Linked DNA regions of Mus musculus: region 2 is linked to region 1. A link is a loop called in an ENCODE intact Hi-C map of the cell type or tissue named here. Cell type or tissue: gastrocnemius. All regions are shown on one strand. Links, peaks and the distances in the headings refer to the core of each region. The heading gives the core; the rest is flanking DNA.

What was found. Peaks named below come from ENCODE experiments on the same cell type or tissue, not always from the same donor. Only the 100,000 strongest peaks of a DNase experiment are listed, where the experiment ranks them.
Region 2: it touches region 1 in a loop (6-fold over the local background); 37 of 42 quality-filtered maps call a loop at or near these places.

Annotation. Positions count from the first base shown.
Region 1 is chr19:21,375,986-21,378,905 of GRCm38, forward strand. No RefSeq gene overlaps it. Among named protein-coding and RNA genes, the nearest start is that of Gda, 95 kb to the right of the region's middle. In gastrocnemius, for the core only: no CTCF peak of the experiment used is centred there; no DNase peak of the experiment used is centred there; H3K27ac peaks cover 1,841 bases.
Region 2 is chr19:21,746,111-21,749,030 of GRCm38, forward strand. No RefSeq gene overlaps it. Among named protein-coding and RNA genes, the nearest start is that of Gm41818, 24 kb to the left of the region's middle. In gastrocnemius, for the core only: a CTCF peak has its summit at 1,493 (motif pointing left); DNase peaks (open chromatin) are centred at 1,481 and 2,363.

The DNA.
Region 1 (2,920 bases), core at 151-2,650:
ACTTAATGTTAATATAATATTTTATGGACATTTCCAAATTGGCATAAAACTCTTACATGATTATTCTTTTGACGTGGTTTTCCTCATTTGGAAAAGGAGGGTTCACAACTTGGTGTATATTTTGCTTAACCAATTACACTACACTTAGACCAAATGGTAAAATCTGTGTGGGGGGGGGGCGGGGGTGTGTGTATGTGTTGTTGTTGTTTCTAGAATTGAACCTAGAACCTTGTACACAGTAGGCAACTATTTTACTATTTTGTTACAGCCTGTTATAACATATTTTTGTTTTATTTGTCAAGAATAAAACAGGGTCTTAATAAGACTGGTTGGGATCTTATGGCCTTCCTGTTCCTGCTTCCAAAAGAGCTGGGACTACATGAGTACGCTCTCATGCCCAGCATCAGAAAACATTTTGGCTAATATTTTTCTCCTTAAATATGCTGGCATGTTGCTATGATAACAATTAGAATGTCCTATGCCGAAGTCTCTGAGAGACTTTAGGGGAGTGGGCATGTTTGAAGCAAGCATATGGACCAGCTGACTGGGAAGACATTTTTTTTGTGGTAATTAGGTCTCCCTGCCCTCCCAGGGCACTGCTCTCAACTCCCAGTTGTCAACATCCCATGGACTACAGTCAACTATAACGAAGCCTGTGACTCTGCAGTATTCTACTTCCAACCCTAAAGGAGCCTGGCCTCCAAACCATGCCAGCAGCAGGTTGGGAACTGGGTTCTGTAACAGAGTCATCTACCTTTTCTTTAATCGTTATACAAGTAGAATGTCCTCTGATAGCTGTAGTGCATTTGGCACCTGGAAACTCTGCTAGCTACAGCAGAAGACCAGCCAGATATGAGTGCTGTCCCACTTTTGTCCCAGATTGGCACAGTAGGGGAGGACAAAGCCATGTTATGGAGTGGGATGGATCTTCTGTGAGCATGCCAAGGCCTGGTCATGAGGCACATTGCTGTGGAGGAAGCTAGAGAAGGACCCAGCCAATTAATTATGTCTTATGTTCAAACTCCATCTCATGTCCAGCTTGTCCTCAGTTTGAACTCAGTAACTGGAAAAACCACAGCTTGTTCCAGGAACCAAGACACCCCCAAGTTACAGCCACTCCACCCTTGATAAGGGGAAATGCCTAGTGTCATGCCCAGGACAAATGACTCATGTTATATTAAAGTTTATGGTGCTAGCTAAAATTTTATGCAAGCTATGCTTTCGGAAATGTCAACCAATCATGTAACTACCAAGTTGAAAAGCCCCTTACCCAGCTTAAACTGTATAAAAAGCAAGACTGATACCAGCTTAGCATCTTCCATACCCATGCACTGGAAAGGTTGGAGAGGCCTCAGCTCAACCTTGAATAAAGACTCTTTGCTTTTGCACACAAGTTAGACTCCTGGAGATCTTTGGCAGTCTGGGGGGGCTCTAAAGTCTGGGCATAACACTTAGTAGTCACACCCTTGGGTGAGCCTCACCTTCTGAGCTGTCCAAGTGTCTTCAGAAACAGAGATGCTTCATCTTATAGAGGTCCTGGAATGTCCCTGCATTTGACGCTCCTCTGCTTGTTGGCATTTAGTTAGTCTGGGTAGTACATAGCATTGAAGGGCCTCCAGAGGTACACAGAACCTTGGGTTCTAATGCTATACTAACAGTGTCTAAGTGTCTTAGACAATACTTCATGGATTGTAACTGACTGGGTCCTTCACTAGCCTCTCCACAGCAATGTGCCTCACAGTCAGGCCTTGGCATGCTCACAGAAGATCCATTCCATGGCCCAGCTTTGTCTTTCCCTACAGTGTCAAATGGGGCCTGTCTTCGTCAGGGTTTCTACTCCTGCACAAACATCATGACCAAGTTAGGGAGGAAAGCGTTTATTCAGCTTACACTTCCATACTGCTGTTCATCGCTTAAGGAAGTCAGGACTGGAACTCAAGCAGGTCAGGAAGCAGGAACTGATGCAGAGGCCATGGAGGGATGTTTCTTACTGGCTTGCTTCTCCTGGCTTGCTCAGCTTGCTTTCTTATAGAACCCAGGACTACCAGCCCAGGGATGGCACCACCCACAATGGGCCCTCCCACCCTTGATCACTAATTGAAAAAAAAAATGCCTTTACAGCTGAATCTCATGGAAGCATTTCTTCAAGGGAGGCTCCTTTCTCTGTGATAACTCCAGCTTATGTCAAGGTGACACACAAAACCAGTCAGTACAGGGTCAAATGTCCTCTTATCATTCATGTCTTGCTGACTGGGAAAATTTCTCCAGTCTTACAAGTAGTCTTTGGTTCATGGAGTCATCTTCAAAACAGTGACTGCTTTTACAAATGGACCTGGTCATTCCTCAGCTGAATTTGTCCTTACTAGTTACTTACTCTGTAAGTGGCATCTAGTGACCTTTGTATCTCTTCACTCCCCCAGGCTTCTATCATGAGTGACTAGTTCCTAGCACATTTACCACATGGAAGGGAGCAGGAGACCCCATCAGTCAAAGCTACAATGAGATCCTGAAGAACTAGGTAATTGCCACCTAAGCAAATGTATAAATTGGTTCTTTTTTTTATTTTAATATGTGTAGTGGTGTTTTGTCTGCATGTATATGCGTGCATCGCCTGAGTTCAGAGGCCAGAAGAGGGTGTTGGATCCCCTAGAACCGGAGTTACAGATGGTTGTGAGCTGTGCTAGGAATTGAACCTCGGCCCTCTGGAAAAGCAGCCAGGACTCCTAGCCACTGAGCCTTCTCTCCAGCCCCATAAATTTGTATCCTAAAAATATTTTTAAGTATGACATTTTATCAAGACACGAAGAGCAGAAGAGTTCACACATGCTTCGAGTGAGCTATGGTTTCTTTAGACTTCAATCATGTCATGTAAAATGGCCTGTAGTTTCATAAATGACACAACATGGAAAAACCTATGGTT
Region 2 (2,920 bases), core at 139-2,638, 370 kb after region 1:
TAAATGGGAAAAGCAAAGAATAGAAAGGTTCAAATTTGGTGTCAAACTGTAACTGCCCAGGCTGACCTGAAGTCTAGGATCCTCCTGCCTTAGCCTCTTCAGGCTCCTCATGGGGTCATAACGTTGGGTTTTGTGCCTAACACAGGCGAAGTAAGCACTTGCTCTGTCACTGGTCTTAAATAATCATATTTTTGTTTTGATATTGTGGCTATTCTTGAGTTAAGACAGACTTTACTCTAACGTCAGTGTAATAGCTAAAGGTCTAGCTCAAGGCCACATGTCATGACAGACAAGGTGGGCTGGGTTAATGGATCTGGATTCTGATGCCAGCTTAGCAGTCAATCAGACCATCTCAATACTCCACCCTCACAGGGTCTTGGTCCTCTGGGAAAAAACGAAGCAGTTGTCAGTGCCTTCCAGGTCAAGGGGTGTCTGATTCTATTTCTGATTTTCTGTAATGCAGTCAAGGCAGAGAATGTCAAATCTGGCTAATAATTTGCTGTTGACAGGGCTAACAAAGAGAGAGGCAAACACCGTTTTGAAAAGTGTCTCTTTACAGCTGTAGTTCCCTTCCTCCTCCTCCTCCCCCTCCCCCTCCTCCTCCCCCTCCCCCCTCCTTCTTCTTCTTCTTGATAGTGTGAGATATTGATGTCATTTCTTTATTTTTCATTTTAAAAAGATTTTTTAAAATAATTTTGGTTATGCAATATGTGTGACTATGGGGTGTGTGTGCTCGTGCGGGCATGTTCCACCAGAGAACACTAGATGCCCTGGAGTTACAGTGGGTTGTAAGCAGTTTGGGGGTATGCTGGAACCCTAACTTGGATCCTCTGCAAGAGCAGCCAATGTCCTTAACTACTGAGCTCTCTACCCAGCCCATCGTTACTTATTCTGTAAGTATCTAGAATAGTCTTTCTCTATTTTCCCTTTCCAAGAACTACCTTTTGTGGAGAGAGAAAATGGAAAATATATATATGAATAACTCTTACATTGAACATGTGTAATAAATGCCAAGGATGAATGAGATCCTCCTTAGGAGATGGAGGAAGAGGTCTGTGAAACCAGCCTGGGCTATATGGAGAGGCTCTGCTCCAAGAAAAACCAAAACCCAAATCTAAGATTCCAAATTCAACGTGATTTTGTTTATACAAAGTGATGGTAGAGTTGGTCTAGCAGAAGAGAAACAGAACGACCTTATTTCTGCTAACATGTCCCTCACTCATCATTGGACATTGATAGAAATGTCCCCAAACGGCCATTAACTATAATTACAGTCTGGGTTCTCATTTGGACCAAGGGTGTACTCAGGCCCTCTTAGACTGATGTTGAGAGATGTCTTACAAAATCTTGACGTTCCACAGAATTGTGTAGGAACAGGCCAAGTAGCTTTGATCTCCACACACTGCCTGCATTCACATTCATTTCAGAGACAGCCAAGAGGTAAGATGCTAATGAACTTTAGCTGCTGGCCCTGTGTGCACAGGGCGCCCTCTGCTGGTAGAGTGGAGCAATTCCTAGGAAAAATAGCTGCTAGCTGAGCATTCACTAAATCATATCCTTATAGTAGCAAATATTTTCCTGATAGCTTTTATTTGTCTGTTTCCTATACTAGTTACTTGAATCATAGGTAGAAAATAGTAAGCCGAGCAGTGGTGGCGCACGCCTTTAATCCCAGCACTCTGGAGGCAGAGGCAGATGGATTTCTGAGTTCAAGACCAGCCTGGTCTACAGAGTGAGTTCCAGGACAGCCAGGGTTACAGAGAGAAACCCTGTCTGGAAAAAAACAAAACAAAACAAAAAATAGTATACATTAATCTACAGTTTAATGATGCAAGTTTGCATGGCAATATGAGATACAATAATTCCCTTCTGGGAATTTAATATGTGATGAATAAAGTTTAATCATTTATGAAGTTTAACAATAATCATAAAACACTTTTCAAAAGAATTCTCCTAGTGTGTTGATGATGCAAAACTCATGACATCCAAGATATTTTATTGGAAATGAACCCAAGTCATTAAATAAACCTACTACTTTGTGTTTAGCTAAGTAGCATTAAATGAGCTCCCAAACGCTTACCAGATAGCACATCTCTTAACCCTCATCCAAGAAACTTATTTTTTGTGGTAGATGATGATGAGTACAGAGCTCACAACTGGTCAGTGTGCAGACAGTAGTTGACTTTGGAGTGCTCTGCCTCAAGGAGACAGCTGTAGTACATGCTTGGCTCCCAGTGCTAAGGGATCATCCAGGAAGAGGGGACAAAAGATTGCAAGATCCAGGGGCAGCAGATGGCTAGAGCCAATCAGTGATTTCTGGACCTGGGGGAGTCACACTGGCTGTAACTGCACGTACAAGGTGCAGCTAGACGAATTCTCTGCATGGATAGGGAGGTGGTTAGGCAATCCCACAACCAACCCAGGAGCCAGGCAACTGATGGATGTTGTGAGAAGCAGAGATAGTTATCTGCTGAGAAGTGGTCCCTGAGAGGCTATCCACGCTCCAGCAGATGGTCCTACACCCAATCACCAACAGGCAAAACTAAGTGGACTTAGTGGGGGAAAAACAAAAACAAGAAACTGTGAGGGAATAGTTGGGGTAGGAAGGGACAGGAAAGATATTGAAGGGGAGGGGACGAGGGGAAAGGAGGGATTATGTCAAAATGCTATATGCTCATATGACATTCTCAGTGAAAAAGGCATATTTGTAACAGAAAAGTGCCAAAGAACGTAGACAACTGTGCTCTTATGTATTCATAACCTTCCCTGAGGCTTGAACTTGGCTTTTGTTTTTTTAACCTTGATCTGTTTCTTTGAAGATGTGTCACACAAGCGTTGGCTTCCTGGCCTGGAACTCACTACACAGCTCTGGGAGAGCTACAGTTTATACTTCTCCTGCCTCCTGAGGGATGGATGGGGT